Regions from separate parts of the Homo sapiens genome. Here regions 2 and 3 are each linked to region 1. Evidence: chromatin loops called from intact Hi-C (ENCODE). Cell type or tissue: mammary epithelial cell. All regions are shown on one strand.

Region 1 (2,500 bases):
AGGTCATGTGGTCTCAGCTTGGTCTGAGGGGCTGGGAACTGAGCCCAGTTACCTGGGCAGCCAGCCATGCCTAGGTGGTGATAAGACCCCAGCGGAGCCCCTGGATGCAAAGGCTCGGGTGGGTTTCCCTGCGTGGTGTGTTGTTGCACAGCATGCTGGAAAAGTGATGCTGTTGTTATTCACAGGGAGAGGACGATGGAAGCCCTGCCTTTGGTACTCTCTGGGTTCCGCTCTATGTGCTTCTTTCCTTAGCTGATGTTAGCTGCATTCTTCCCGGTAATAAACTGCAATCACCAGTGAATAGCTTTAGTGAGTCCTGTGCTCCTTCTAGTGACTTATTGACACTGAGTGTGTTTTTGAGAGCCCCCTGAACTTGAAATTGATGTCAGAAGTGAAGGTGGTTTTGTAGACACTGTGGCTCTAACTTTGCAGTTGGATAGAGGTGGCAGGAGTTCACCTGTATTTTTTTTTCCCCTAAAGTAGGGTCTAATTCACCCCCATCAAGAGGTGTATTCTAGAATTTGCACACGGACCCCTTTCTTTCTCATTTCTGTGCTTTTTAACAGAACCACTAACTCTTATACCCTCTCGGCCATACATTATCCACTCACATTATTTTCATTTGAATCACATACTCACGTTAGTAATTCCTTCTTACTTGTAGCTGATGAAGTTTGTTTGTTTATTTATTTATTTATTTATTTATTTATTTTAGGTTCTATTAACATTGACATACCAGGCCCCCAATACATGTGAGTTCTCATCTCTATTAGTTTTCTGGAGCTGCCATAACAAAGTACCACAAATTGGGTGACTTAAAATAACAGAAATTTATTGTCTCACAGTTCTGGAGGCTAGAAGTCAGAAATCAAGGTGTCGGAGGGCCATGCTCCCTCTGAAAACTGTAAAAGAGGCTTCTTCCTCATCTCTCTCATAGCTTCTGGTGGTTGCCAGTAGCAGTACTGGGCACTCCTTGACTTGTAGATGTATTATTCGAATTCTCTGTCTGCACATGGCCCTCTCCCTGTCTGCACAAGGCATTTTGTTTTTTTAAATAAGGACAACTATCACATTGGATTAGAGACCCACCTTACTCCAATGTGACTTCATCTTAACTCATTACACCTGCAATGGCCCTATTTCCAAATAAGGATACTTTCCATGAAACTGGGGGTTAGGACTTCTATACACATACACAGATGTGTGTGTGTGTGTGTGTGTGTGTGTGTGTGTATAGGAGGACATAATTGAGCCCATAACCCCATCCATTTCCCCTCATGAAAGATAAAGCTAAGTATGTGAGCTCCTGCGCCTCAGTTCCTTCCTCTGTGAAATGGGAAAGATTATATCACCACTTCCCATCCTGGGAAAGGATGAGAAGAGATACAGCCTCTACATGCACAGCACTGGGCACACAGTGCAGAAATAAGAGCTCATTGTCTCTGGGAGGACTGTTTCTAAGTAGGGTGTTTTCTAATGCATTTAAGTTCATTAAAAGCCAAGGTGTGCAACGACACTCCCCTCACCTGTGCTTTCTCGTCCTTCTGCCACCAGGTGCCAGGGGAGCCAAGAAGAGCAAAACCAAGGAGGCATTGTTTCCTCCAGAGCCTCATTCATCAACTCGCTCTGAACAGTTAGCACGCTCAGACAGTCATCTTCTGCACCTTGCCTTTCCCTGTGTCTTGACTGAGGGCTTATCTGAGAGCCTTTTGTTCAGGCTCATAATTATTCAGTGACTCAGGAGCCCACAAGCATTACCCACGGAGCCAGACAAGACCAGCAAGCTCTGAGGACCACCTGTTCCAAGTCATTTCCTGTGTGGGCGGCAACTTCACAGGGCTGAAAATACGAGTTACGGTAAAAATGTCTTCAACCCTGGCGCGCTGGATTGTTGAAACTCGATGGAATCTTGCTTGATTATGTTCAGGCCAGACACATTTCATTATCATTCTTTGCATATATATTAAAAACTCTAACCCCTTTACAAACAAATGTTCTCAAGGGGCAGACAGCACACCCTTGCCTCATGACATTGCTCTAATAGAGAAAACACCCCAGTGTTTCACCCATTAGGTCAGATCCACGAACACAGAGTGCAGTTGGGAAGGATGTGGGCAGTAATGAAGGTGGTGCTTTTTGCTCCTGTGGGTGCTATGGACAGGTGAGGGTTCAAGGATATTAACAACAAATTTTAAGCCATACCTTACACTACATTGGAGCTTAATCAAATTCTCTGTTCACAGTATGCCTAAATTGGCCAATGGAACGGAAAAAAAAAAAAAAAGCAACCCACCCCCAAGAGTTATTTATGTCATGTAGACAAAACCTGGGTTCGTTGACTGATTATTTCCACTCTCTAGTGATGGTCGTTGCATTTTCACTCTGAGTTGAATTGCTGCATTTTTCCATAAATATATCTGCTCCTCTGGAAGAAGCTTTGTTGCTTAGCCTTATTGCCCTTCACGTCTGCCTTTCTGACCTCATAGACTGTCAAGTTCTT
Region 2 (2,500 bases), 80 kb after region 1:
CAAGCCATTTACCTGCCTCAGCGTCCCGAGTAGCTAGGATTACAGGCGTGCACCACCACGCCCTGCTAATTTTTATATTTTTTAGTAGAGATGGAGTTCCGCCATCTTTCCCAGGCTAGTCTTGAACTCCTGACCTCAGGTGATCCACTTGCCTTGGCGTCCCAAAGCGCTGGAATTACAGGGGTGAGCCACCATGCCTGGCCAGTAGCAAATTTTGAGAGAAGGAAATTAAATAAAAGTGCATTCATTTTCTTTTAAGCAAAATCTCTAATGAGCTAGTGTAGGCTACATGAAAAGCTGCTTCTTGGCATTCAAAATGTTTAGAGACCAATGTCCTTACACCATGGATGTGCAGTCAAATGAAAGCTTCCTAGTATTCAAGTAAGTGCCTGCAGTTCTAAGCCAAGCTCTTGCACTTACTGCTGGAAGAAAGGCGGATAGAAGAGGCTAATGTTACAAGCTGTTCTTCTCAAGGCTATTAACCTGTCTCCACCTTCTTCCTTGGACACAGAGCCTTTTGATGCAAAGCTGCAAGGAGCTGTGCATTCTTAAATAAACATTTTCCAGTTCAAAGAGCCAGTCCTATGCTTCAATTTAAAGTGAGATTGAAAGAGTTATTTGCTTTCTTGTCCCTTTAGCATAGACAAGCACAGCAAGAGCCCTCATGGGTTCCCTTGTTCAACAGTAACTTCTTTCCAAAGATGAATTAGCCAGGCATAGAGTTTGACTTTCTCAAAGCCACTAATGTAAGGTAATCCTTGGAATGAGACAGGATGACTCCACCGACTCAGGAGGAGTAAAATATTGTCCTTCTTAAGTGAGCACATTGAAATGGCCTACCTATGAACACAGAGCCCTCTAATAGCAAATACAGTAATGCATCAGTAAGCATTATGGGTCTGCAAGATAGCAGTGACTTACACAATAATAGCCCTGCACACTAGAGTGTCCAGAGCAAACAATGCCCTGAGGCACAAGTGCAGGTGGGATGAGGTATGCCAGGGCAGTAACCTACTTACCTGGGCCAATGATGGCAACTGAGAGAAAGAATGTGAGGTCTTCTTTCAGAGTCACTGAAACCTGTGACTCAAACTCTCTGACATACCAGAGGAGGGTGCGAGGTGCTAAAACAGGTCACAAGGCTTGAAGTAGCTGATGCAAACTGACTCAGGGAAGAGAAATGTGTTCAAAAACAGCATGGGGTAGATTGGAATGTCCCAGCCCTAATCTAAGAGACATGTGTCTTTGTAGGGATGACAGACTCTGCCTCAACACATTTTGAATTATCCAGAGCACTGATATTTGCAGACACACTTTGGTTCTGTAATAATGAATAAAGGCAAATTGGTCATTCAAGAGGTATTTGTTGAATATCTTTCATTTTATAGCATTGTTCAGGGACTTGTGAACGCCACAAACATGTGCAAGGACATAGTCTCTTCTCTCATGTTACTTAAAAGGTCTACTCTCTATTTTCAAAGATAATCAGTGGATAGATACATAGATAGATATTGGTAAGAATATTTTCAAAAAATTGCCTAGAATTCTAGAACTTGCCTAAGGTCTCTTGGCATCAATTGTCATAGTCCTCTGCTTTTCAAGGAGACGCTAGACAAATTTCTATGTACCATAGAAAAACTTTTCTGTGGGTAGGGAAGAGCCATCAATCAAGAACTAAATGTATAAAATAGCAAAATAGGGTTTTGAATGCTAGCTTCACCCCTGTGTTATTGTGGGCAGGTTTCTTAACCACTAGAGGCTCAGGTTGTGAGGTTTTTATCCTCAGAATAATATTTTTATAATTTCCTTCTAAGGGTTGGGTGAGGGTTCCATTTACGAATGACTGACCCATTGTAGACACTCTGTCAATGCTAGTTCTTTTCTTTATTCTTACATTTTAACCCACTGGATTCACATACAATGAGTTTACTTAAATCGGAGATCTGACAGTGCCAACTGTGAAATTCTGTGCAAGATGGTTAGACTTCTCTGGCAATATGGTACCAAAGGAATCCTAAAGCCATCCCCCTTCAAAGTATACAAAAATACTGGATAAAATGTTGAATGCTTTCTAAGAGCACGGCTTAAGGAAATGGTCAGAAACAAAGAAGCTGAGCAGGAGCACAAATCCAGATAGGTGACTGGTAAATCTGGCAGCAGCCTAAAGCTGTCTGGCTACTGTTGTAAACTAGAGCTTTGGATTTATTTTATTGGTGAACCGACAGGTTAGGTGACTTCACATAAAACTAGGGTCTTCGAAGATCAGCACCCTTAGGGAAAGGATGAACCAAAATATATTTTCCCACAAATACAAATGTCCAGAAAGTGTATCCAGTACAGGTATCAGTTTTGATTCTGGGAAAAGGGGAAAGAAGTATTCTTTGAGAATTTGTTACCCTCCTTCACACAGGTTTGTAGTCCAATTCACAGTATGCATTGTGGTCTGAAAAACATCAAGCCAAGATTTCACATTCTGGTGCCAGATTGGTGGTGGTTCCTG
Region 3 (2,500 bases), 52 kb before region 1:
CCTTGTTTAATTTTATCAATAAAATGGGATTCTATATATTTCTTGCAATCTTTAATGTATGAATCAGGATAAGCTGTGTTATGATGCAGTAACAAGCAACCTCATGATTTCAATGATTTAAAACAAGGTTAATTTATTGCCCATGCTATTTATCTCCTGAGGCTTAGGAAGGAATTCTGTTCCATGTTGTTCTCATTTTCACCCTAAAATGCAGGACAGTTTAGACCAGTAATGGTCACAGTGGCAGAAGAAAATAACTCTGGGGGTCTCAATGGGGGGCTGATATAGTTTGGATTTGTGTCCCCACCCAAATCTCATGTTGAAATGTAATCCCCAATGCTAGAGGTGGGGGCTGGGTGGGAGGTGATTGGGTCATGGGGGTGGTTTCTCATGAGTGGTTTAGTACCAGTACTATTGTTGCGAGTGAGTTCTCATGAGCTCTGGGTTGTTTAAAAGTGTGTAGTACCTCCCCCCTCTATCTTTCTCCTGCTCTGGCTGTAAGACACACCTGCTGCCCCTCTGCCTTTCACCAAGATTGTAAGTTTCCTGAGGCCTCCCCAGAAGCAGAAGCTGTTATGCTTCCTGTACAGCTTGCAGAACCATGAGCCAATTAAACCTCTTTTCTTTATCAATTACCAAGTCTCAGGTATTTCTTTATAGCAATGAGATAACTGCTAATACAGGCACTTTACTTATACTCACAATGCATTGGCCAGAGCAAGTTGTATCCCACCACAGAGGAGCCAGGATGGGGAATCCTCTAGAAGGTGGAAGTGCCAGAAGAAGGAAGAACCAGAATATCTGGAAACCAGCACTAAGGACTACCATATATATGATAATTTAAGAATTTATAGTCCAATATATGGAAAAACTTTAAAAACAGAAAACATTTTGTGCCTGAAATATTATCAGTGGCATGAAATTCTATGGGGAAATTTGATAATTCTGAGATTTTTTTTCACATTCCTTCTTTCAGGCTATGTTAAAGGGGCAAAAAAGGATATTTACTAGAAAGGTTATTATGAGTCCTTTATTTTTTGCTTTTTCAATCTATCAGACACTGCTTCAGCTAACAGCTCTGAAGGACCAGCCAGAGGTGGACAAAACCTGCTATCAATAACAAAACGAAAAGCTGAGTAGAGTATGCACACATACACACACACACACACACACACACACACACACAATCTGAGTAAAGACTCACTAAAATGGACTAGATTTGAGGGTTCAGTATCTTAAAGAGAAAGCCTGCTCATTGAGGGAAAGAGAAACCTGCCATTCTATGCTGATTTTCCCCTAAGGCTTTTTCCTGTCCATATCCTGGGCAAAGAGGCTGAGCAAGTGAGTCAGGAATAACTCAGTGGCAAAGAGGAAGAGACTCTGAGCAGAGCTTTTGTGAGTCTCGTGGCCCCAGGGAGACAAAAATTGATGTTCAGCCCTGCTAAGGCAACCAGGACTTGAGGGGCCAAAATTCCAAAGGAAAGGGAAGCAGAGAGAAATGAGACCAACACCCTGAGCTGCTTTTCTCGTAAAGTTTTTGGTTGATTATTAAATTGTTCCTGCTGAAAGGTAGATAAACTGAGTAGAAATCAGTTGCTAAGAGGCCAAAAACTTGATGCAGAATTCTTGGATATCTCATGATACTGCAGTGAAAAAAATGTGGTTCAAAGCCTGCCAAAGGAGAAGAGCCTAGTTATTAACCCAGCTGAAACCCGTGAAGTACAGTCAGACCTCCCTAATGGTGGGTTCTGCGTCTATGGATTAAACCAATTTAGGACTGAAAATACTCAGGGGAGAAAAAAAGGTGGTTGTTTGTATTGCATATGTACTGACCTTTTTTTCTTGTCATTATTTCCTAAACAATAGGCTATAACAACTAACTACATAGCATTTACATTGCATTAGAATTTATAAGTAATCTAGAGATGATTATATATATAAGAGGATATGTGTGGGTTATATGAAAACACTATACCATTTTACAAAAGGGACCTGAGCATCTGTGGATTTTGGTATTTGCTTGGGGCCCTAGAACCAATTCTCCGTGGTTACTAAGGGCTGATTGTACTATATTTCAGGAATAAGGGCAAGCCAGAAATTAGATAAAGCCTTGTAAGACTAAAATCCAATTTGAAACCAGCTCAATTTCTGATTGGATTAAGGGATCTGCCTCAAGAAGACAAAGAAAATCCTTTTTGAAATTACATAAAATAATTCAGAAATTTTACATGATTTTTCATAGTGTTTAGGATTTAATAAACAGTACCAGGCATATCAACAAACAAAACCAAGAAAGAAGAAAAAAAATGAAAATTACAATATCTGATTTAACCGTGTCACATATGTGATTACTAGGGGATCACACAGCTGGAGAGCAGATTTGTTGTTTAGAATGTAGGCCAGTAAAAAATTTTCAAGCTGAGGCAGAGAGGAAAGACTTCTATGCAACAAACTATGAAATGCTTTTGTGGGAAAGTAAAAAGAACATAAAAAAGAAAAA

What was found. Peaks named below come from ENCODE experiments on the same cell type or tissue, not always from the same donor. Only the 100,000 strongest peaks of a DNase experiment are listed, where the experiment ranks them.
Region 2: a loop joins it to region 1, with 9 times the contacts of the local background. A loop is called at or near these places in 3 of 110 quality-filtered maps.
Region 3: a loop joins it to region 1, with 3 times the contacts of the local background. A loop is called at or near these places in 2 of 110 quality-filtered maps.

The regions. Positions count from the first base shown.
Region 1 is chr21:35,137,183-35,139,682 of GRCh38, forward strand. No RefSeq gene overlaps it. Among named protein-coding and RNA genes, the nearest start is that of RUNX1, 89 kb to the left of the region's middle. In mammary epithelial cell, a CTCF peak has its summit at 1,554 (motif pointing right); a DNase peak (open chromatin) is centred at 1,689; H3K27ac peaks cover 2,500 bases.
Region 2 is chr21:35,216,703-35,219,202 of GRCh38, forward strand. All of the region lies in intron 1 of LOC124905015 (a long non-coding RNA gene), which reads right to left. Among named protein-coding and RNA genes, the nearest start is that of RUNX1, 170 kb to the left of the region's middle. RefSeq lists an enhancer at 400-1,599. In mammary epithelial cell, no CTCF peak of the experiment used is centred here; a DNase peak (open chromatin) is centred at 1,069; H3K27ac peaks cover 2,343 bases.
Region 3 is chr21:35,085,240-35,087,739 of GRCh38, forward strand. No RefSeq gene overlaps it. Among named protein-coding and RNA genes, the nearest start is that of RUNX1, 37 kb to the left of the region's middle. In mammary epithelial cell, no CTCF peak of the experiment used is centred here; a DNase peak (open chromatin) is centred at 1,342; H3K27ac peaks cover 2,225 bases.